Linked DNA regions of Mus musculus: region 2 is linked to region 1. Evidence: chromatin loops called from intact Hi-C (ENCODE). Cell type or tissue: left cerebral cortex. All regions are shown on one strand. Each heading gives the region's core, and the rest is flanking DNA. Links, peaks and the distances in the headings are about the cores only. Region 1 overlaps Mcub (mitochondrial calcium uniporter dominant negative beta subunit). Region 2 overlaps Sec24b (Sec24 related gene family, member B (S. cerevisiae)).

Region 1 (12,712 bases), core at 1-8,000:
GTATAACCTAGGACCACCTGTCCAGAGGTTGTATCACCCAGTGAGATGGGCCTTCCACACCAACCGTTAACCAAAAAGATTCCTCATAGTCTTGACTGATAGATGCATTTTTAATTTGAAGCTCAATGAGGAAAACGGCCCCAGATGGTTGTTGCTTGTGTCGGGTCCATGCGAGATCTAAGCAGGGCAGTGCCCTTTCTGGTTGATACTTTCTTTTCTGCTTGGTTGAGTCTGCTGGCGATGCGTTCCTAAATGTTTTGGGTTTTATTCACTGAAGTTTTCATTACCAGTATTTCTGGGTTTTTTGTTTCCCACCCTTCGAAATCCTCCATCTCCTTCTACCTTGCTGACTTTTATCCACATCGTTCATTTTCTTCTCAGTTATGCTGAATTTCCCTCTCCAAGTCCTAGATTGAATTCCAATGCATTTGTGTCTTCTTCAAGTCTTTGTTCATTTTTGCCAGATGGCTTCTGCATTTCTACCGCTTTACCCGTCTCACCTGTCTCAGAGGTCAGTAGAGGAGGAGCTATGATCCCCTGCAGGAGTCTTGTTGCCTGGCTCTTCCAGTCTCTTGTGTCTTCTGTGTTGCAATTTGTACATCTTTTTGTTGTCTCTTCCATTTATTATGTCTTTGGATTGTTTCTTGATTAACCTTCCCAAGACCCTGAACGCACACCGCTGCCCCCAGCAGGACTCAGCAAAGAGGAAACCCCTGGGTATTTTGGGTTGAGGTAGCTTCGGCTCCCTGCCTTCAACCTCTCCAGGGCTGGAGCTGTGCTTGGCTTACTTCTCTGCATCACCTTTCTTTTCCCTGACATATATTCACTTCCTTTATGGAGTTCCAAAATCTTCCTCTGTTGCGAATAGTCTATTGTCCCTTAATCTGACCCTGCGCTGGCTCACACAGAAGCAGGCTTTAGTCACAATGTGATCTGAAAGTTCCCTCTTAACTCTGCTAGTCCCTGAACAAAGACAGGTTTCCCTTTCATTGTCTTCTTCAGTGTTAGCTTTCACTGTAGGGGACTTTGTTCCCCTTCTTGTTGGATCTCGGTACCTCCCTCCCTCCTTCTCTCTTCTTAATTCCTTTCTCTCCTTCCTGTTCTCTGGACCGTTTTTTTCTGGTTCTTTCTCTGCACATTCGTTACTGCTTTACAGAAAACCTGTCCTTTGCTGAAAGTGTTCATCAGACCTCAGAGCTTTCTTCTTTCCCTATTTGTAATCTGGATTTCCTTCCCTTGTCAAGAACTCACACAGGCCATTGATTTACGACTGTGGGGATGGAACCCATTCTCATTCGATTTTAGAGGAAATGCTTTGCATTATTTTTCCTTGGTATAACCTTAGCTATCTGTTGCACAGAGCTTTTATTATGTTGGGGCTAGAACCCTCAGTTCCTTGTTTGTTCAAGGCTTTTATCATGAAGAGGTGTTGAATTTTTCTAAATCCTTTCTCTCCAGCTATTGAGCCCTTGATTGAACTTGTATGCTTTTTTGTGCTTGTTGATTTCTGTTTGTGGATTCTTCCTTGCATATCTGAAATAAAAATCTATCTGACCATGATGTATGATTCTTAATGTGTTGCTGAATTTGGCTTCCACCTATTTTATTGATAACTTTGCATTTATGCTAGATTTTTAGATTAGATAATTAGATTAGATAATTAGATATTTTAAGTCAAGTCCTTATCTTGTTTTTTATTAGAGCAATATTGGTGATATGGAATGAATTTAGAAACTTTACTTCCCTATTTCATGGGCTAGTTTAAAAATCACCAGTGTAATATATTTGAAAGTAGAGTAGGGGGGCTGTTGAGATGGCTCAGTGGCTAAGAGCACTGACTGCTCTTCCAGAGGTCCTGAGTTCAATTCCCAGCAACCACATGGTGGCTCATAACTATCTGTAATAGGATCCAATACCCTCTTCTGGTGTGTCTGAAGACAGCTACAATGTACTCATAAACATAAAATAAATAAATAAATCTTAAAAAAAAAAAGAAGAAGAAGGAAGAAAGCAGAGTAGAACACAGCAGTAGATCTATCCAGCCTTGAGCTTTTCTTTGTTGGAGACTACTGCTGATTCAATCTTATTACTCATTTTAGACTGGTTTATTTATACCTCCTTCAATATTGGTAGGTCATACATGTCTTGAAATTTATCAGTTTCTTCTAAATTTTCCAATTTGTTAAAGATATTCTGAAAGTATTCCTCACTGCGTCTCCAGATGTCATTTCTATGGTAATACAGCTCATTTTTGCATTTTATTGTTCTCTTGATTAATTTGGCCGAAGGCTCGTCAGCCTTGTTCTCCCTTGTGAGGACCAACTTGTCTCACCAACCCATTGTTGCTCTGGCCTGGCTCATGAATCCCACCTTAGTCCTTGTTGCTTCACATCTACTAACTTTGGGTTTATCTTGTCTCTGTTCTTCTAAGCCCCAATGGATAAATTACAATGACATGTGTGACCTGCCAATATTGAAACAAGAAGATACCAAGAGCCTAGAAAGCGGGTCTGTAATGAGCAATAAGATTGGGTTGCTTCTTTGAGACCTAACTTTTTAATGTGGTGCTCAGTTATGACCGACCCTGCAGCGCTCTATCCACGGTTCTGGGAAGCAGTGGTTTCATTTCAGCTGGCTGAGGGCCTCTCCATTTCCTCCCCGATTCTGTCCAAGGACCACTTACTATTCAAGCGTCTCTGGTCCAGTCTCCAGGGTGTATAGTGTGTGCTTTGCTTCTTACTCCTGGTTTCTAGTGTAATTCTACTGTAATCATTATGATCGGGTAAGCTGCAAGGAATTCTTTCTTTTTCCTTCTTTATATTTGCTAACTCTTTCTCTTTAGAATAAGTGGTCTGTTTTAGAGAAAACTCCATGGCCTGGCCAAAAAAAAAAAAAAAAAATGTATACCCTATAGGTTTTGAATAAAATATTCTATGGTAGAGTTTAACTTTGAAATGTCTACTGACTTTTTGGATTAATATGGCTTTTTGATTAATATGGATTACATATAAAATTCAAAGACATTCACATACCCATAAACACCACACACACACACACACACACACACATACACACACACACACACAATGTGTGTGTGTATGCATGGTGAGGTTGTAAAAATATGTTTTATACAATTTTTTGAGGCAGGTTCTCATTTTGTAGCCAGGACTGGAGTTATGAGCTATGTGACCTGGCCTGGCCTTGAAGTCATGGTGACCCTCCCATTACTGTATCTGGACTGATCTGCCCCTTGTTGCCCAATGGTGTTTATGAACCTGGGTGCATCAATGTTCCATATATATATATATGTATATATATATATATATATATATACATATACATACACACATGCACATATATGTGTGTGTATATATAGATATTTGTAATTATTATATCTAAATAGATTGTCTCCCTTATTACTATATAATGATTTCCTCTGTTCTTCCTAATTTTGGTTTGAAACATGCTTTGTCCTATCTCACAACTGCTCTGTCAGATCCTATAGCTCATGTCCTATCCCATACTGCTGTCAGATCCTATAGCTCAGGGGCTGCTCTTTTGTGTCCGTTCATTTTTCTCCCCATGTACATCGTTGCCATTGAGGTTTCTTGGAAACAGGTATTGCTTTTAACCCATTCAGCCCATCTCCATCCTGAGACCACACACATGCCCATATGTGATGTTTTTAAAGCCACCATAAAGTCACAATACGAAAGGATACAGGAACATCTGACCCCCAAAAGTTGAATTTTAAACCCACTCTCTGGTTACTTACCACTACAAATTGACTTTGGACGAGACTGGTGATCAACTAAATCCTGGTGGACTAAGGAACAGCGGGGGCAGGCCCAGACCAGAGCTCAGCCAACCAAGCTCAGGGACTCAGATTTCATGGCCTGGACTTACCTAGAGAAAAACCGCGTGGTAAATGCCTACGGTCTCTCTTACCTTTTCTCAGAAGAGCCAAGTGGAGAGCATATGACTGAGTTGGAAAACACCAAGTCCTTGGTTCACAGACTATTCACTATCCTGCATTTAGAGGAGATCCAGAAGAGACGAGAGCGCCATCTGATGGCGAAGATCGACCACCTGCAGGAACAGCTGCGGCCCTTGGAGCAGGTGGGAAGGCTTCCTAGCCTGTCTGTGTGCAATTGACGCAAGCCTTTTGTTAAGGAGTGAGTGCCTGTCACGGGAGCGTTGGGGTATTTTGTGTATGCTTATTTTCTCCTTCAGTCTGAAAATGGGCTGTGAGCTGCGACCTGTGAGACGAGTACTATCTTCCTGGTTTTGAGATGAGGGCACAAGGCAACCGAGGTGTACAGCTAGTGTGTGGCAGGTGATCTGACCCAGAGCTGGGATCTTCTGCCTCCTCAGCATCACCAGAAGTCTCTGGACAGCAGACTGTTAAATGGGATATTGTAGAGTGCTACATCTCAGGTTTTATTTCTGCCTAAGAGAACTGTGGGTGGCAAGTTAGTAATGGCTCAAAACCTATGGGTCTTTTCTCCAAACTATGGGGGAAAACACAAACAAAAACCCTGATTGTTATCTATCTATCTATTGATTGATTAATTGATTGATTGATTGATGAATGGGGTGTGGTCATCTGTTTTAAGGGAAAACTTGAATTCTTTAAGCTGTAATTCCACTTATAATATTTAAAAAATGGTTAGAGGTAAAGGAAAGGGGAAATGGGGTGGGGGGAGTTTATGGAGGGGGAATTGGGAAGGGGGACAACATTTGAAATGTAAATAAAATAATTTAAAAAATGGGTCTTCGTGTATGACTTGAAACTCTAGAAATGCAGTAATTATCTCCAAAGGCACTGGGAGAACGGTAGAGATGCACTTTTTTGGTTTTGTTTTTTCTGGATTATTTACCCACGTTTTGCTTTTTAAGAAATGATATTCTGGGTACGGTGGTGCCTGCCTTCACCCAGCACTTGTGGGGCAGAGGCAGGCAGATCTCTATGAATTCAAACCCAGCCTGATCTGCACAGCAAGTCTGGGGAAGACAGCTCCATCTACGAGATGACCCTGCTTCATTTCACAGGACAGAGTGCATCTCTGCACAGAGTGCCTGAGAGATGAGTCACAGAGTGGCCTTGGAGGGACAAAGAAAGAGGCCCAGGATTTCACATGGGTTTCAAAACCAGCTTATAGGCTTCTAATTGTAAACCTCTTATAGTGTTCATGGGTTTTGGTTTTGGTTTTTGAGACAGGGTCTCTCTGTGATCCTGGCTGTCCTGTAACTGTTTACCAGGCTGCCCTCAGACTCAGAGATCCTCTTGCCTCTGACTTCTGAGTGCTGGGATTAAAGGCATGTGACACTACGCCTGGCTAGTTTGTTTTCGACGAGCAGATATTACCTTTATAACTTAAAAATGTTAATGTACTGATTTGGAAATAAGCCATTGTTATATATTTCATAAATGTCATTTTTCTACCTACATGACCTCTTCAAAGCAATGCAAAGTGTTCACTGGTTCAACTGCTTCTTCTTGGTTTTGTTTCTCCCTTAAGTTGGCAAACTCATAAACCGAATGGTTTTCCCTTCCTCCAGGTCAAAGCTGCAATAGAAGCCCGGTCGGAAGCCAACACCAGTGGTCTCCTGTGGGCCGGCTTAGCTCTGCTCTCCGTGCAGGGCGGGGCGCTGGCCTGGCTTACTTGGTGGGTGTACTCCTGGGATATCATGGAGCCAGTTACCTTCTTCCTGTCGTTTGCGAATTCCATCGTCTTTTTTGCATACTTCATCATAACCCGGCAGGTGGGTAGTTAGGAAAATGGTAAGTCAGAATGGCTTTCTAAAACAGTTGTTCTCAACCTGTGGGTCATGACCCCACAAGACCCTTTCACAGGGGTCACCAAAGATCACTGGAAATATCGGAGATTTACATTATGACTCATAACTAGCAAAATTACAGTTATGAAGTAGCAGTGAAAGGAACTTTACGGTTGGGGGTCAGCATTACACAAGGAAGTGTATTGAAGGGTTGCAGCATTAGGAAGGTTGGGAACCTACTGGTCTAAAGCTTCGTCATCCAGGCAGGCAGTGTCTTGGTTAGAGCTCCTATTTCTGTGATGAAACACCATGACCAAGAGCACCTTGGGGAGGGAAGGGTTTACCTGGCTTATATACCCTAAGCCAGTCCTCTGAGGGAAACCAAGGCAGGAACTCAAACTGGGTAGGGACCTGGAGACAGAGGCTGGGCAGAAGCCAAGCGGGAATGCTGGTTACTGGGTTGCTCAAGTGCTTTCTTACAGCACCCAGGACCACCAGCCCAGGGGTGGTATTGCTGGTGCCGCCCTCAATTGAGCCTAGCCCTCCTGTATCGCTAGTTAAGAAACTGCCCTACAGGCTTGCTGATAGCCTGATCTAGTTCTCAATTGAGGCGCCTTTCTCTTCAGAGGACTGTAGTTTGTGTCAAGCTGACATAAAACTAGCTTGCCCAAGCAGCAAGCAACAAACCCTTTTATTTCCTGAGTCTTTTAAAGTTGTTCACAAGGTTGACTGGAGTCTTTACAGCATCAAAAAAAATTAATTCTTACAGATGAAGGAATATAAACACATGAACTCCTCCGTTGGGATAAATGAGTCATGTTCCCTACACATTAGTCAACGACATCGAACTTGGGCTACAAAAATTAGTTATTCTCAGTAACTAGTTTTGTGCCAAGGTTGCCAAAGCATCCCACTTTCGCCAGAATGTACATTTTCTTGTCCCAGTTTGTCTGCCTGTAAGAGGTGCTCTCAACTCCCATCATGCCCTGCTCTGACGGCCACTGTAGATACCTATGGCCCTTCCTCTCCCCACTTTGCCACGATGTGGCTGAATTAGTATCTTCATTTAAACGATGATGCTCCGCCGTCTCCTCTCTCCTTCAGAACTACACATACTCATCCCTCCGGAGCAGGCAGTTTCTTCAGTTCTTCCACAAGAAATCGCAGCGGCGGTGTTTTGATGTGGAACAATACAACAAGCTAAAGGAAGACCTTGCTGAGGTACCTTACTGAGAGCACATATCTGAGCTGGTTCTGTTTGGGAGACAGGGAAACGCGTACAAGGCTGAGATTTTTTTTTCATGGATTGTTTAGCCAATCTTTGGGATTGATTTTTGTTTTTTTTTTTTAAGAATATGAATTGGGGAAAAATGGCGAAAGGGAATTAATTCCCTGGTACTTTATGAAGCCATAAACTCATCTCTTAAAAAGGGATCCATAAAGCTGGGTATAGTGGCTTAGACCTTTGATGCATCCCAGCACCAGGGAGTTCTTGGTGAGTTCAAGGCTAACCTGTCTACATATTTAGTGTCAGGACAGCCAGAGATTTACAATGAGGCCTGTCTCAAAAGAAACAACTGAACAAACAAAACATCAAAAGATTCCAACAGGCATTGACCTCAGTGACTTCAATGTCTTCTTGCCCCAAGGAGATGCTGAACATGTACGATTCCCCTCAAACATCAATGCTGATGTCTCTTATTTTCTCTGACCTTGAGCTTTCCCCCCTCACAACAGGCTACAGAATCCCTGGAAAGCGTGCGCCGCTCCCTCCGCTTGCGAATCCAAGGAGAGGAAGCCAGCGAGAAGAACTAGACACACACTTTAAACTCAGCAGGCGATGTGCTGGTCTGATAGCTTACCAACTGGATGTTTTTAAGGTCTTGTTCATTTCCGCTTGACGTTTTCATACAGTTTGGTTAATAAATTTGTGTGAAACAGCAAAGTATTCATTGACAACCGCACTCCAGCTGGTTTGACAATCCGTGTGTCCTGATGTGTCAAATGGCCTGTGCACCCCAGCAGGGCTGCAGCTACCCAAGCTCCTCCCCAGCTGGCTACACATGGGGGGAAAATGATGGGCGTTAAAATGGCCAGCATTGGCATGCGTCCCCTTGGAGTACAAACTTGAGCCACAGCGTGAGACCCAGTCTCAAGAAATAAAGTTCACGTTAATAACAAGAACCAAAGTCTCACGCTGTGGCTCAAACTTGTACGCCAAGCAATCCTCCTGCCTCAGTACAGGTGTAAGTCCTAACGCCCGGTTTCTTTTTGTTTTTTACTGTGCAATAGTTGTATGGCCATAACACTGTATCGACGGTACAAATGCCCCACTAGCCATACTGGTTCCTCCTCAACTGCTGGCGAAGCAAGGCACCTAAGGCATTGCTTTTATACCAGCAAATTACGTATTCCTGTTCTCAAAGCCCCACTAGAACCCTTAACCAGCAGGTTAGTGACGAAATATTAGGATTCAAAAATGTGTATGTTAACAAGAACCTTAAAGGAAAACTAATTATACTGTTAATTCAATCGTCTGCTAAAAATGTCACGATCTTCAGTTTTAGGTTACTGTAGCATCCCATTTTGGTAGATGTTTTGCCTACAGTGGTCAGGACTCACTGCTTGCTGGCCTACAGTGTCATGTAGTACACATGACATGGCTAGGTGTCATGTCACATGTCTTTTTCAGGTAGCTATCACTGTGTATGTGCCTATAGGGGTTGTATGTACCTAGAGTGGCTAATTATTACTATACATGTGCCTGTATGTGGTTACATGTCACTATATACTATATTTCATCCTCAGAGTGCCATAAAATAATTCTGAAAGGTTTATTGTTTCCAAAATGGGAATTAAAGCCACATATAAAGTTTACCTTGATTAGAGGTAAACAAGATAGTAAATGAATACATGACCAAGTCAAATAGGCCCACTATAAATCACATAAACATAGGAATTAGAAAGTGTCAATGAGTTCTTAGACATTTTATTACGCGAAAACAATCTCAGTCTAGAGTTTCAAAAGTCTTTACAAACATTATACAGTAAACTCATATAAACAGTGTCACAAAAGGGGAGGCAAAGTAGTTGGTATTTAGAGTAATCTTACAGTTTACTAAAAATGTAATAAATGTAGTAGACATTGATGCATAGTAATTTCCTGAGGATTATTTTTAGCCCTTCCACCACGTCCAACATGATTGAAAAGTAACAAATATAAAACATTACTTTTCTATGGCATCTACAAAATTGAAGCAGTTTACATTGATGGGTGAAAGTCTTCCACCAGCTGGCCTTTGTATAAAAAGGGAAATGTGTGTGAAATATATGTAGCAAGACAGATGGCCCTACTTGCTAGGTTTGGGACAGAAATGCAGCTTTTTGGTCAGCATTGAGGCGAAGCAGGGCACCTGCTTCTTGCCGATTGCATCCGGGTCTTTGCAGAAGTCCACGCGGCGCTGAGAGACCTTTCTGTTCACCAGCGTGAGCAGCTCCGTGAACTCCAGGGAACTGCCGTACCTCGCCAGCATCTCACACAAATCCTGAATGTACCAGGAGCCATTCACAGTTTCTCGGTGAGAGTAATACCCTAGAACGAGAGAGGGGGTGCCTCATGGTCACGGAGAGACACTTAGGATGAAGTCAGTTACAGAAATGACAGCTCCCAAAAGTCCCTGAAAGACTAAAGCATGCTGCTCATGGTGTGGTTATGATTCTTCTACATCGCTTAAGCTAATATAGGAAAACATATTAATTCTATGGTTTTACATAAAGGATTAATGAAATTTGACAGAAGCCATCTAGGAAAGGCTATGGCAAGTGAGTGAGTCTCCTGGAGATGGCCCACTGTTATTTACATGGCTGTGATGGGCGCCCTCTGGAGAGGCACAGCCCCAGAAACTTCTCCCCAGGATCGCCTCTCTCCATGCTGATATGCCTTTCCAGACACTATCACTTAGCCCAATGATTCCTGGGCATCAGCCCACCCTACTGGGCAAATTTCTTGCAGATCAACATGAAGATGAACTTTCATGAAGTAATGCTGTTAAAATGAATTAATGACTTTATAGCATTCCTGATTTGGTTCAAATAATTTTAGGAAAAAAGTTGGGAGAGAGAGCCACCCTCCCAACCCCCACTCCCACCCTAATAGGCTGCTATCAGCATGACCCTAACTGCCAATGCCATACCCTTTTTTGCTGCCTGCCTCAGTTTACCCTGTGAAGCCAAAGAAGGCTTTTGACAGAAATTTTCTCTACTTTCTGAAAAAGCAAACTAGAACAAAATAATACCCAATGAATTTGAGATCAGAGATTAAACAACAACTATTTAGATTGAAAGCAAAGAATCTAGCAAACTATTTTTCAGCAAGGCTTTCCACAAATATATCAAAGGGGTGCTGCCACGCTATCACCAAATGACAGCAAGCTGCTAACAGCCAACACAACTACACAGCTGCTGTTGTTATTCTGTAAGTTATTTTACATGTCATTCATCAATCAGAAAGGACCCCTTCACTGTGATTAGGCCTGTGGCTTTTTAACAGAACACAGTGATTCAATTGTGGAAAACCACTCCAATTCAAAGGTGACAGGCTTAAGCCAAAAGTACAGGTCACCGGCTCCCATCAGCCTCTGCTCGCTCACCTTCTGCGACAGAGTAGCACATGAGGAAGTCTGCCCCTGCCGGCAGCGTGTACACGGACGCAGCATCCACCTGGGTCACGTTGTCCAGCTTGTCTGTCTGGTGATCCACCATGTCCAGGGGAACCACGGGTACGTCATGCTGGCTACCCCGACAGGCCTACAGAAGAGAGGGGAGAGGGCACGTTCTCTGCCTGCCACCTTGTTACCGATGCTTGATGTGCGGTGAGAGTATGTAATTCAGCATACCTCCCGTGAGAACGGAAGCCGGGTGAGCAACTCAAAAACGAGGCAATCAGGCTCTGAGAGATGCAAGCTAACAAAGCTGATTTCTCAATGATGTTTCCTTTTAGACAATGTTTATAAAACCTGGTCTAACCCACCCTGCAAATAAATATGCTGAATGGTATAAAGAACTATCTCCCTTCCTTACCTGAATGTTTTATTCAATCAGGTAATTACTCCAATTGACCACTGAGGTCACAATCTGTCAACATTTGAAACAGCATTGACTCAAGAGGTCAGCTATGCTCTTGCCTTTGCCTTCTCTTCCCACTGTATTTTTAAAATTATGTTTTAAAAAGTATGTATCTACGTGTATATCTGTGGCTGTGCACATGTGAGTGCAGGTGCCCCCGGGGGTCAGAAGACGGTGTTGGGTGCCTTGGAGGAGGGATAGGAATGCAGCTCCCCTGCAAGAGCAGCAATATGTGCCTTCGTCACTGAGCCACCCCTCCAGCTGCAAGCGCCCACCTGCCCGTGTGCGCCCTTGCCCTCTCCCTCTCTCGATCTCTCTCCAGACGACCATGTTCCCACTTCAAGGTGAGTTCTAAATTTATCTCTATTCATTTCGATTGAGAAGCTAGTATTGAAGTTTTTTGCTTGGCTTGAGGGCCTCGTGGTTGCTCGTCCAGTGCTCGTCTACTGAGCTACACTCTGCTCCTCGGGGTTACAGGCTAAACCGGGCTCCTGCCTCAACTTCACATGCTGAAGCCTCTAATACCAGATCTGTCATGCTCCATGCTCCAAACACTGGTTTGTTTGTTTTTTTTTTTTTTCTTTCTAAAACTGTCTGGCAGCTTGGAGAAGTGTAAGGAGATGAAGCAGGAGAAGATAAGACTGCTTCCTCCCCCATCACCTCCCCTGGCTTCCATGCTCCCACAGATCCGAGCCCAGTGTAGCTAGGCTGCCTTCTAGGGTCCTGTGCAATCCACGTCCAGTGGCTCCTCCTCCAAACCCAGCCCAGCCACACAGAGGTGACTATCTGTCATACCAAATGTTAATCACTTTGATTGGTTGGTTTTTCAAGAAAAGGTGGCACTGGCTGGCCTAGAACACACTCTATAGACCAGGCTGCTTGCTGGGGGGCCTCGAACCCATAAGCTTGGGGATTAAAGGTGTGCTCCTGCCCAGTTCAAAACACTCTTATAATAAAGAAACGCCAACAACTCAAAGTACAACTCTAGTTGACCAGGATTCAAAAAGGGCCTTTCTAATTATTAGAGGAAATTATTTTAGGAATTGACTTTTTAACCTTTTTAACCAACACACAGAGTTTTATAGCTGAGATCAGTCTTACCTGGATGATAAATATCTTGGGTTTTCCAACCAGGCTCTGACACTTGTCTCCTTTGAACAAGCCAGTCAACGTCTGAATTTCAATTTTGGCGTCGTATGCGTAAACGTGGTTGCCTTCCCCATGGCTCAGGAAGACACAGATGAAGCAATCGGCATCTATGTGGCTTGAAGTCGACACTACAGATGCCCCCAGGAACACACGCAGAGGTGAAAAGGAGAGTTTGTTATCCACACGTGGAATCACAAGTTACAGGCACGAGAACAAAAATACACTTACATAACAGCAGGAGAGGGGCCTGCTTCAAAAAGTCAAACTTCCTGCAATAACACACACCTTTTTCTTCCTTAATATTGGGTCTCAGTTGGCCAGGCTACAGTGTTTCTTGGCCCTAAACTCTTTCTGATGTTGGTTGTTTGAGACAGGGACTGACACTGTGGCCTGTAATCTTTCACCCCCAGCCTCCCGGTGCTGTGTTACAGGTAATGACCTACCATGGCTGGCTTAAAAAACAATTATTAAAATTTAAAGCAATTTCTCAAGAACAGAAAAATGGAGAAAAAAAGGCTGGGGAACTCCTTTAAGATCCAAGTTACTTAAAGATACAACAACAAAACCATCCTAGATCAACATAACATCCCCAAGACCATGGATACAGAAATTCTCTGTAAAATGCTTGCAAGCAGAATTCAACAATACACTAAAAAAC
Region 2 (12,712 bases), core at 2,735-10,734, 77 kb before region 1:
GTGGTGGTTCTGTGAGCTTACATGCAGGCACCTGGGTCTTCCTGTTACAGCTGCTTCCCAGCTCTGCTTCTCTGGGTCCCCCACTCCCATGTCCTGTGAGGTTTATTATTAAGATACAAGTCTAAGAAGAAAGGCAACCTGTGTCCTGCCTGGTTCTCTCAGAAAATACCTTTTATTTTAAGAGTGTTAAGGGTTTTCTTTTTTAGTAATCTTCATAAATATTGGTGATAAAGATGTTCAACTCCCAGTGTGTTGCTAAATATGCCTTGGATTCTTATCTCCTGTAGTTCCAGAAGAGTTTTTGTACAACCCCCTGACTCGGTCTTACGGAGAGCCTCATAAACGGCCAGAAGTCCAGAATTCTACTGTGGAGTTCATCGCATCCTCAGACTACATGGTAACTATTCAGTGTCCCGGTTGGCTGTGGGACACAGTTCAGTGAGTCAGTTCTTTTAAGTAAGTTCTCATCCAAATTTTGAAGTTTGCATTTGTAAGATATTAATATGAGAGTTTGTCTGATTTGGTCTGCTTGCTAAGAAACGTTAGCTATGGCTTATGAACGAAAAGCACCCATAGCCACTTGAGTGTGATGACGTACGGAGCTGGGATATAAATACTTCTATCATGTACAGTTAAGTGACCCAAATAGAAGAAAACTAGTGTATATTTTTGCCCAAAACAATAGTCTTAAAATTATCACCATCTTTAACGACTCCTCCAGTGCAGATAGTGAGATGGATGGCTGACGTGTTCAGTTCTTAACTTCAGTCATAAAGTTCTGTTCTTTTCTACTTAGAAAACTAGGTTTTACAAACTATTTAAAAATAGATTTTAGGTTTACATAATGCTCATCTTTGTTTTCTCATTTTTATTAAAAATAATAGTAACACACACACACACGCACACCATCACTCATTTTTACTCTGGTTGCTGGCCATTTGAAGAGCTGCAAGTGAAGAGAGGTAGCCAGAACAACTAACTGAGGCTTGGTAGATTTTTGGTGCTGCCTCGTTCGTTTTTGTAGAGTTGCTGATTAGCTTAGCCGACTGAACTGTGGCTTTCATGTCAGGTTCTATCTCAACTCCACCAAGTTCTCTCTAGAGCTTGGAACTCGCGTACCCTCGGCTCTGGAGTCCTTAGAATCTTAATCTAGGTGCAGTGCAATCAGCTGTCACCTTTGCTGTATGATTTCATGACCTCTGGGTGACATTTCTAAGGAAGCCTTTATGGACCGAGTCCTGCTCAGTGGTAAAGCTCTTGCCTCACATTTGTGAAGTCCTGGGTATAATTCCCCAGCACAAGGGACCTCACAAAAAAGGGAGAGAAAAGGCTCTTTATGCCCTTGTATTACTTTCTGTGACTCAGTTCAGTAAGCCTTCCTGTACATAATTTGAGCGTATAGATTATTAACAGAAGTAAACATATGTTTAACATCCTGTCCACCCACTCCTCGTCCGCTTGCCCCTTCCTGTGCTAGAATATATTCTAATCTGGAGGATGGAGAGCGAGCTCAGGGTAAGAGTGCTCACTGCGCAAGCGTGAAGACCTGCATTCAGCTCCTGGTACCCACATAAAAGCTGGGCACAACCTACAGGCGGCAGTTCTCGGTAGTGAGGAGGGAGAGCCGGAAATAGGAAAACTACTGGGCTCACTGACCAGCAGCCTCGCTCCAGGCTTAGGGACAGAGAGTGATAGAGCACGACAAATCAGTGACACACACACTCAAACAGTCACACACTTTCACACATACACACTTAGCACTTACTCTCATATACAGTTACACACATACGCACTTTCATATATACACATACATTGACACACATTCATACATATATACATACACACATTTACATATACTACCCCCAGATTTGTTTGTAAACATAAAGTCTTGTAATCTGAGACCCGCATCCTTTTCCTCTTGTATGTGTCACCATGTTTCTCTAATAGATGAGAACTTACTGTGAATGGTTATACTGTTTACCATCATAGGAGCCTTCTTTACATGTAGCCGTAAGCTTTGGGATTCACCATCAGGTTATCTAGTAGCCGATACTGATGGCAGATTGTCAGACTTTAGTGTTGGGGCAGGGGGTGGATGTGCAGTGAGACCAGAAGAGGGTGCTTGGAACCACTGAGCCATCTCTTTTAGGCTCAGCGTTTTATTTTATCTTTTAGTAATAATAATTTGTTTTAAAGAAGTATTTATTTATTTTATATATGTGAGTACACTGTCACTGTCTTCAGATGCACCAGAAGAGGGCATAGGATCCCATTACAGATGGCCATGAGCTACCATGTGGTTGCTGGGACTTGAACTCAGGACCTCCGGAAGAGCAGTCTGTGCTCTTAACCGCTGAGCCATCTCTCCAGCCCACCAATATTTTATTTTTAAATAAAAAAAAGTTAAATTAGGAGCTGGAGATGTAGTTTAGTGATAATAATCTGTCTAGGATGTGCAAAGCCTTAGATTTAATTCCTAACAAAGCAAAAAGTAAAAAGTTAATTTAAAAATTAAAGTTCTAGGGGTTGGAGAAATGGGTCAATGCATTTATTGCTTTTACAGAGGACCAGAGTTTGGTTCCCGGCACCCATATGGCCACTCACAGCTGTCTGTAACTCCAGCTCTCGGAGATCCGATGCCCTCTTCAAGCCTCTGAGGGCACCGCATGAGAGTTGTTTACTTAGAAGTAGGCAAAAACACTCCAGCACACAAAATAAAATCAAATAAATTTAAAAAATGTGAATAACCTTTAAAATTGTATAAATTTTTTAGGAATAAATAAATATTTAAACAGGTTAGCATTATATAACAATAACCCATCATGTTTTTACTTTAGAAGACACGTTAATCAAGATTCCTTAAAAAACAAAACAAAACAAAACAAAACCCCTTAGCATACTTAGCCATTACAACTGCCTTTCGTTCTAATCTCACATAAATGTACAAGAGAAATAACGAAGGCCATGCTGGTCTCATTAGGTTCCATGTAGTTTTGTGCAGTAAGTGACCCAGTGACGATAGTGACCAGGGCCTAAAGGAAGTGCGGCTGCTAACCAACTGTTTTCCTTCCCCACAGCTCCGGCCTCCTCAGCCCGCGGTCTACTTGTTTGTTTTAGATGTGTCTCATAACGCAGTGGAAGCTGGGTATTTGACAGTTTTATGCCAGTCCTTATTAGAAAACTTAGACAAGTAAGAATTTTTTTATTCATATGTGGGCATATAAGCGTGTGCATACATTTGAAGTTGTCTTTTACATTTTTTTTTTTTTTTTTTTGCTAAATTTTGTTAGATTCTGCTGTATTTACCTAACTTTATAAAATAAGAATTCTGTTTCTTGAGTTGTTACGTTTTAATAACTGGCGTGGTATCTGATTCACAAAATAATAAATGCTGTTGAATTTTATCTATCCCTCTGACTGGCTAAGCTGAGCACTGAGCCAGAGAGACTGTGTCAGGAGTTGTGATGAGACTGTCACCAGGATGGTTAAATCTGAGGGATGTTAGGTCGAGTGACATCAGAGCAGGCACTGCCATGTGGTTTCAGTCCCATCTGGGCTGATGGACCTATAGATCTATAGATCACAGCTGATCTGTAAGTGGGGGGCTAGCGGCTGGGCTGCCTGGGCAGTAGGGGGTTGGCATGAAAGGATCAGGCCTTCACAGCTGTTGCTGAGTTGGTGACTGGCTAGGATGTTCCTGAAAATATTGAGTTAAGTATTCTTGCCAGGTGTTGACAGTATCTATTAATTAGCTAGATTTTGTTTATTCCACAGTGTGGGTGCATCTCCAGACATTTAAAATACAAATATCTATAGACTCTAGCTATAGTTTATGGCTGTACAAGGCATTTTTTCACAAGCTAGCTGTATTGTATGGTGAGAGACTGGTTTGAAGAGAGGGAGGTAGGAGCTGAGTTTGTGCTGAAATCGTTCGGAAGCCAGAGAGTGAGCTCTGCATACCCACCCGTGCATGAGCCACACGCTGCTGCCTCGTGGAAATTGGAGCAGAGTATATATAGTGTCTTAACTCTCACCTGCTTGTCTGCCAGCAGATGTGAAGGAGTCTGTGTTCCCCCTGGGCTCAGGGCCCCTGGAGGTACTTGAGTAGTGGAGCAGGTTCCCACTGTGTCTCCTGCTCCAGCAATCCATGTCCTCCATTAGTCTCAGGAAAGTACGAGGAGACGGCCCTGGTTATTCCAGTGAGAAGTGACTATTTATAGATTAGATGGCATAAAATTAAAAGGGCAAAACTGAGAATGGGAAAGAGTTATTTTTGCTTGGTTCCAACAGAAAATAGACCCTGGGAGAGTGAGGGCAGAGCTAGCCTGGAAGCACATCCAGCGCTGTAGTAGCCCATTTCCTGAAGTCCAGCGCTCTGCAGATGCTCCTAAAAGAGAGAACGTGGGGGAGGTCAGGAGTCTGACTCTGGTTGCTGACTAATGCCATCAGACTTCTGAACTTCTCAAAGGAGTGCATATTAATCTCTAGAGACAAGTCTTGAGCAGTATCGGCCCCTGAATACTGTGTTTTTGACTGGCCTTGAGACTATCTGAGCAAACACATCAGTCATCCGTAGCAGGAGGAAGGGTTGTGCTTTGGCACACGTTCTGCTGTTGAAGATTTGCATAGCTCAGTGATGTGTACTGCATGCGTGCCTGGGATGCAGGGAGAGCAGGAGAGGGCATTGGATACCCAGAACTAGAGTTAGGATCTTATCAGCCTCTATCAGTTTAGGGAACCACACTTGGGTTCTCCCCAGGAACAGCAAGTGCTCTTAACCACTGAGCCATCAATAACCCTTGGAATCATTTGTATTAAAAAAAAATATCCTAAGGCATTCTAAATCATACCCTATGTAACCACATGAACACAGCTGGGCGGGCACACTTGGAGATGCACTTCTGTAATGACGGAAACTGAGGGGCGAGTGGCAGGCGGGCTGCATTCTTGGGGCCGTGGGATTGTTTTGAAAACTGAGTTCTTTAACAGACAACTTCCTGGTGATTGATAATAATCATTTTGATGTTCATAACTAATTTTTGTTTAAAATTCGCCCCTTAAAGTCTAACAACGTTGTTAGTGTTTTTACTGAAAAACCTTTTCCTGAAAAGTATTTCCCAGAGAGTGCATTCAGCCCTGGGTTTGCCTGCCCTGGAGACTGTGTCTGAATATGCAGATTAGTCATCCATTTCAGGAGTCAGCACTTGCAATGTGTTATACTACTGTGTGGTACTAAGACAGAAAATAAGAGCACATCTTTATTTAAGAGTAAGGGTAAGATGTGGTGCCTCACTCCTGTAATTTTATAATTCAGCACCTGAGTCAGCAGAGCCACAAGTTCAAGGCCAGCCAGAGTGACGAAAGTCCAGGTCTCAAAACAAAACAACCAGCACTTTAGGCCAGTGGTTCTCTCGCTGTGGGGTACAACCCCTTTGTGGGGTCAAACGGCTCTTTCTCAGGGGTCACATATCAGATGTCCTGCATATCAGATATTTACATTACAATTCATAACAGTGGCAAAATTACAGTTATAAAGCAGCAACAACAATATTTTACGGTGGGGTCACCATAATGTGAGAAACTGTATTAAAGGGTGCAGCCTTAGGGAGGTTGAGAACGCTGCCTTAGGAGAAAGTCGGCATGCAATGTTGAGCTTCTAGAAAGCACTTGAGTTCTGTTTGTTCTTCCCTGAAGGCTAGTTCGCCTTCTGAGCCCAAATTAATGTGAGTGTTCCTGCCTGAAAACAAGACACTGAATCTGTCACTTTCCTGTGTGTGGTTCATATTCCTGTCCCCTGTATGAAGTCATGTGCAGCTACTCTGCGGCCTAATGTGCTGTGTCATTGTTTTGTAAACAATGTGACTGGACACTTTGAATTTCAAGTTGTCATTTTTGTCACAAGGCTTCCTGGAGATTCACGAACAAGAATAGGATTCATGACTTTTGACAGCACCATTCACTTCTACAATCTACAAGAAGGGTTATCCCAGCCGCAGATGTTGATTGTATCTGATATAGACGGTAAGCGGCAGCGGGGGAGTCTCTGTAGCTGTGGACTTTACCGTGGGGTCATGTGCTGTGAGCATGATTTGGTATACCTTGGAAATGCTTGGTTCTAACTTTTTACGTGTGTGTGCGTGCATGCGCACGCATGCATTGCATGTGTATATATGAAGCATATGGAGTATATGTATTTACTAAGGCAGAATTCCAATATGCATGGCAAGTGTCTTTGTAGAACCAACCCTCACTACTTTCTGATGTTCTCCCGACTGTGTGCTGATGGAGTGTTTTTGTCCCTGTAGATGTTTTTCTGCCCACGCCGGATAGTCTGCTTGTGAATCTGTATGAAAGCAAAGAGGTGAGATTAGTTTGTTTTCTCAAAATGTCAAGACACTTACTGCCTCAGCAGTTTCGCAGTAAGCTTGGTTTCCTGGTGCAGTGCGTGAGACACTGGAGGGAGGAATCTAGTGAGCCTCCTTCACAGCCCAGAGACGCAGCTGCCGTGCTTTACCCTGGAGTGTGCTTGAGAAGAAAACTGTCCCGCTGTCTCAGTAATTCACCCTCCACTCTTTCCTCAGCTTATAAAAGACTTACTGAATGCATTACCAAGTATGTTCATCAATACCAGAGAAACACACAGTGCCCTTGGACCTGCACTTCAGGCTGCCTTCAAACTCATGTCTCCCACGGGCGGCCGCGTGTCTGTATTTCAGACACAGTTACCTTCCTTGGGGGCAGGACTTCTGCAGTCCAGAGAAGATCCGAATCAGAGGTCGAGTACCAAGGTATTGTATGTCGAGTGTTTGGATCATAACCACGGGCGTTCTCTTTCCCCACAAAGTCAAGTCATCTGTGTCCTCGTCATTGCTTCATCGGCGGTGATAAATAGCCAGGAAGAATTGAAGCCACATTTCCTTTATTTGGGGGTTAGGTGTATTCTTCTTCTTACTCAGTTAGCAGCCATAAATTTGAGGAGCGCACGTGATGAGCATTGGGTGTGGTGGTACCCTGGTACCCATCTGACCAGCAGACCTGCAGCTCCTCTAGCCTCGTTTGCACTCATACCCACACACTAACAAGATCAATTATTGTTTTAGTGTTTAGAAACCTACCCTAATCCTTTTATTTACAGATGAAAAAAAGTAGTGTCTTGTCAAAGGTTGGATGGCTTTTTAGAGATCAAACTGTGGCTTGATTTTCTGTCCCCAGTGTCATTTATTTTCTTTCTTTTTTTCTTTAATATATTTTTTATTGGATATTTTATTTACATTTCAAATGTTTTCCCATTTCCAGGTCTCCCTTTTAGAAACCCCCTATTGCGTCCCCCCTCTCCCTGCCTCTATGAGGGTGCTCCCCCACCCACCCACCCACTCCTGTCTTCTTGCCCTGGCATTCCCCTACACTGGGCATTGAACACCCTCAGGCCCAAGGGCCTCTCTTCCCACTGATGTCCAACAGGGCCATCCTCTGCCACATATGCAACTGGAGCCAGGGGTCCCTCCATGCGTACTCTTTGGTTGGTGGTCCAGTCCCCAGGAGCTCTGGAGGGATTTGGCCAGTTGACACCCAGTGTCATTTCTGTGATACAAGTGGAAAACTTAATTAAGCTATTATAGCTTAGTGTGCTTGTGAGTAAACTTAGATTGCAGGGGTAACAATTCCTGTGTAAAAGTTAGGTGGAACAGAAAAATGTAAGCAGCACCACATGTGTGTGTTATTGTTTAGTTTACACACGGACAAACGTACTTTGTCTTCACACACACAGACAGTTAACCTGGGCCTTTTGATTGTGATCTCTGTGTAATTTAGTGACGTGAGTTCCTCAGGTAACTGTCAGGGCTGGGAGGGAGGCCTTCAGCCTTCCCCACCAGTCGAGTGACAGGATACGGCAATGGTCACTAGCACTCACTCTCATCAGTCTGATGCTATCAGTCGGCTCAGTGTTCTCATCTGTGGAAGATAAATATTCAAAGTCATATGGATTGTGTGTTATGAGAATTGATCATTCAGTTTATATAAAATAGCTAAGGCAGTGAGCCATGAACATTTGTTTTTTCTTCTAGAGGTGAAGGTGGTGAGAATCCCACTCATTACTTTCTGCCTCAGTTTCCAAAGTGTTGGGTCTGACCCATGTTCCTTGTAATGCCTTTTTAATAAACACTGGGTTTTATTACTCTTAGAAATCTGGGCCCATACGCTATTGGTATATATTGGTATATAATGGAATAAAGTATATATCCTCCTTGTTATCAGAGAGACATATACTGTGTGCATAACCAAAGGCTCTTTATGATCTGCTGGCTTAGGTGGTGCACCATCTTGGCCCTGCAACCGACTTTTATAAGAAGCTCGCTTTAGATTGCTCAGGGCAGCAAACTGCAGTGGATTTGTTCCTTCTAAGTTCACAGTATTCTGACCTTGCTTCTCTGGGTAAGACAATGTTGTTATGTTACCTACGTAAACATTCTTACATGTAATTAAAGCTGGGCTCTTCAGGAAGCATTCTTAGTACTGGGGGAGACAGGCAGATGGATCAGATAGGCAATATTTGTGACGATTACCAGTGAACTCTAAAGCCAGTAAACATGAAGAAAATGCTCTTACTCTGCTTTGTAGCCCTTAGCCATTCAGCAATGAACTTCAGTGTTTGCCATATTTTATGAATGTTTCAGGCTACAGTTTAAACTGCTCCTGTCTGTGTTGGGCTTATTCATAACAGATTTTTTTTCATAATTTGGTATCTGTACTACTGTTAAGCAAGTAAATTATCGTAATTGTCTAGCTAATACTTGATGTATTTCTCTCTAAAGCTTGCATGTCCAAGTACTCTGCAGGGTGCATATTCTACTATCCATCTTTCCACTCTACCCACAATCCTTCGCAAGCAGAAAAGTTACAAAAAGACCTAAAACGGTACCTCACGAGGAAGATTGGATTTGAAGCTGTTATGAGAATAAGATGCACTAAAGGTATGGCTCTGGGAAAAGTGTGTTCCTTACATTCCTGTGTCAGTCAGTACGCATGCTCAGACCCATGGTGACGATGGTTTATCATAGAGGACTTCCTGTTCGATCCAGCAACCCTGTTTGAAATACAGTTAGGAGTAATCTTTGACCACCTCCGTTTAATAACTAGAATAAGGGGATAAAAGCAACATTTTGGTTTATTGAAGAAAAGCAGGAGGAAAGCACGTGACGAATTGTTTGAGAGTGACGTGACAGTGGGGAGAACAGGAAAGGGCTTAGCTGACGTTTAGCTGATAGTGTCCTTGGGGTACCAAGTGTTTGGGGGTAATAATCTCTGGGCTCTAATCTCTCACTTTACACCCAACATAGGGAAGCCTCGGTTTCTTCGTTTTGTGTATTATATTTATGTCTGATCTAGACTTGCATGTAGACTGTGATGGTACGTCTAGGTATAAATATAGGTGGACTACGTAGGCTCCCTTTAGAGAACGGGTGGGTTTGTTTAGTTAGAGCATCGGCCAGCGGCTCGGGCTGCGGGGAGGGTGTTGCTCGTGCTGTCTCAAGCCCATCCCCTTTCCCCTCAGGGCTCTCAATGCACACTTTCCACGGGAACTTCTTTGTCCGCTCCACCGACTTACTGTCTCTTGCCAACATCAATCCTGATGCTGGGTTTGCAGTACAGTTGTCAATCGAAGAGAGCCTGACAGATACTGCCTTAGTGTGCTTTCAGACAGCCCTGCTGTACACATCTAGCAAAGGTAATGTTCTCCAAACTGACATGGCTTGTGGCCATGGGTCCTCTTTCCACTTCCGTTTTAGTAGAGAGAAAAGCATGTTGTGCCGTGAGGGTGATGGCATTTGTTGTAGGTGACTGTATGTTGTTTCTTTCTCTTCATAACTCACATTTGAATCCTTACATAATACACCTTCAAAATAGATTTGTTACTTATGTATGCATGCCCGAGTGAGTTTATGTGTACCACATGCAAACAGAGACTCAAGGGGGGCCCAAAAGAGAGGGTTGCATCTCCTGGTCCTAGAGTTGCCAGTGCTTGTGAGCCAGCGTATGGGTGCTGGGAGTCACCAGGTCCTCTGCAAGAGCTGGAATCACTTTTAACCACCGAGCCACCTCTCCAGCCTTGTTTACAGCGCACTTACACGGATTTTTGTTATGTTTAGTTACTCTGTGTGGTGTACTCAGGAGCAGGAATGCCACAGTGTGCACGTGGAGGTCAGAAGGCAACTTGCAGGCATCAATTCTTCCTTTCACAAGTGACTCTCAGGGCTCAGACACAGGTCCCAGGCTTGACAGCAAGTGTCTTTACCTGCTGAGCTGTTTTACCAGCTGTGAGATTTTCTTAGTTGGTAGAAAATTCAATTTTCATCATCATGTTTCTCGCAAGCACAGAGGCCGCCGTCCTTTGCATTGGGATAATTGCATAATTTAGAACAACATTACAGTGAAACTAGAAACTCTGGAGAGGTGGCTCAGCATTTAAAGCCCTTGCTGCTTCCAGAGGCTGGAGTTCTGTCCCCAACACCCCATAGAGCGGATCACAGCTGTCTGTGGTTCCCAACACCCCATAGAGCGGATCCAACACCCTCTTCTGGCCTCTGTGTGCACATGCACACGTGTATGTGTGTATATATGTGTATGTGTACACACACACACATATATACATATTTATACATATGTGTGTGTATACATACATACATATATATATACATATATATATAGTTATTACAAATAAAATCTTTGTAAAAGATCAAAGCCAACTAGAAACTACCGTGTAAGATATATGTTCATAGTTTACAGGATTGGAGAATCTCTTTTAGATTTATTTTATCCTATATGTGTGAATTTCTTGTCTGTGTGTATATACGAGCACTATATGCTTGCCTGGTGCCTGTGGACGCAAGAAGCGTGCATTAATTTCCTAGGACTGGAGTTACAGACAGTTGTGAGTTGCCATATTGGTGCTGGAAACTCACCCTGGGTCCTTTGCAAGAATAGCAAGTGTTCTTATCGTCTGAGCCATCTTTCCAGTCTCTGGGGAATATTTTATTTGAAGCATGCTAATTAGACTGGGGGTGTTGCTCAGTGCTATAGTGCTTGCCCAGCAGTTCCTAGCACCAAAAACCAATAAAAGAAGGCGCTCAAAGAGTATTGAAGACAGCTCTTTCTATTCTAGCGTGTTGGTGCTGGTGCCAGAACAGCCGTGCGAGTGAGCTGGTGATGCTTGCTCTCTCTTAGCCTCGTGTGCTTGACCGCTGTGCTTCACTTTGTTTAGGCGAGCGGAGAATTCGAGTGCATACACTGTGCTTGCCAGTCGTAAGTTCCCTCGCTGACGTTTATGCAGGAGTGGATGTGCAAGCCGCTGTCTGCCTTCTCGCCAACATGGGTGAGTAGCATATGATAACACGGGAAATGCCTAACCTAACCTAAAACCAAGCTGGGGACTTTCTACTTTTCTTTTTTAAAAAAAAAACTATAGAAATCCCTCAATTAAAAAAAATTTCAATGCATTTTTATCTATTACAGGATGAATTAGACTGTTCTTACATTTAAAAATTAGTTCCTAGATTAAATCTATTGGGGGATTGTGGTTTGTAAAATACAGGATCCCCTTCAGCTAATATGTAAACTGTCCACGTCCACACTGTAGACCACACGTCCACACTGTAGACCACACATCCACACTGTAGAATACAGCTCAGCTGCGAACAGGAAAATGCAAATGTGACTCCAAATGCATGACCTTCAGTAGAAGGAAACTTATGGAGAACAGATTGCCAAGACAGGGACAGAGAACTTTACTGCCTGGTGATTGGGCTGTATTTGGCACGTAGCTGCTGTAGAACTACACTCAGAAAAGTATATTTCACTCTGAAGCTTAAAGAAGCCTTCAGCATTAATATATTGCAGAGGGTTTTGTTCTTAATGTGTTTTCTTTCATGGATAAACATGCAGTGAACCTTGCTATTTCTCTCATACACTAGAAAGCAGCCATTATTACTAACTTGATGCAGAATTATAATAGCATTGCTGACAGACACCTGGTCGTCCCACCTCACTGGGCAGCACTAGGAATTGAATCAAGGACACAAGGGTTATGTCACTGATCCACACTGCACCTCCTCCAGGATTTTAACATGTAGAAGGAACTCTGCACACGTGTGTGTGCACGTACATGAGCACACACAAGAGAGCACTCCCTGGAGCCCAGAGGCTGAGCACACTCTTGCTTTGGTTGCTTTGCAGCTGTGGACCGCTCAGTGTCATCGAGCCTGTCGGATGCCAGGGATGCCCTGGTGAACGCTGTGGTGGATCCCCTGTCTGCCTACAGCTCCGCCGTGGCAAGTGTGCCCCGCTCCACCCTGACAGCACCAAGCTCACTTAAGCTGCTCCCACTCTATGTTTTGGCACTTCTTAAACAGGTAGTTCGTTCGTTCTCTCCCTCTCCCTCTCTCCCCCTTCTTCCCTCCCCTTTCTCTGCTCTCTTAGCTAGAGGATTATGTACTTTGGCGGTTAAAGACTTTTGAAGACTGGGGGAAAATGTGGGATATGGAGGTGCTCAGAGGCAACCCTGACCCCTGTCAGCATATGTCCTTCGTCCTTCATTTGAATGAAAAGTTTGAATTATGACGTGGTCAAAGCCAGCCCTTCTCTGCTAAGGGAAAGGTCTAAGGTTTACTGACTGTGTTTCTGTCCAGTGTTGTATTCTGTTAACGGCATTGTGAGA

Evidence for each region. Peaks named below come from ENCODE experiments on the same cell type or tissue, not always from the same donor. Only the 100,000 strongest peaks of a DNase experiment are listed, where the experiment ranks them.
Region 2: it touches region 1 in a loop (2.4-fold over the local background); 5 of 42 quality-filtered maps call a loop at or near these places.

Annotation. Positions count from the first base shown.
Region 1 is chr3:129,909,993-129,922,704 of GRCm38, reverse strand. Mcub (mitochondrial calcium uniporter dominant negative beta subunit) reads left to right here. Exons shown (of 8, transcript NM_025779.3): 5 at 3,959-4,119; 6 at 5,563-5,766; 7 at 6,886-7,002; 8 at 7,519-7,745. The coding sequence ends at 7,596. Casp6 (caspase 6) reads right to left here. Exons shown (of 7, transcript NM_009811.4): 5 at 12,007-12,182; 6 at 10,431-10,587; 7 at 8,593-9,373. The coding sequence ends at 9,132. Gm40150 (a long non-coding RNA gene) reads right to left here. Exons shown (of 2, transcript XR_867638.1): 2 at 12,357-12,712. Among named protein-coding and RNA genes, the nearest start is that of Gm40150, 9.9 kb to the right of the region's middle. In left cerebral cortex, for the core only: a CTCF peak has its summit at 4,072 (motif pointing left); DNase peaks (open chromatin) are centred at 4,070 and 6,700.
Region 2 is chr3:129,989,990-130,002,701 of GRCm38, reverse strand. Sec24b (Sec24 related gene family, member B (S. cerevisiae)) reads left to right here. Exons shown (of 24, transcript NM_207209.3): 10 at 288-397; 11 at 3,078-3,190; 12 at 5,903-6,021; 13 at 6,306-6,361; 14 at 6,582-6,788; 15 at 8,310-8,433; 16 at 8,814-8,972; 17 at 9,554-9,727; 18 at 11,261-11,371; 19 at 12,232-12,407. Among named protein-coding and RNA genes, the nearest start is that of Mcub, 26 kb to the right of the region's middle. In left cerebral cortex, for the core only: no CTCF peak of the experiment used is centred there; DNase peaks (open chromatin) are centred at 4,025, 4,368, 5,159 and 6,423; H3K27ac peaks cover 1,078 bases.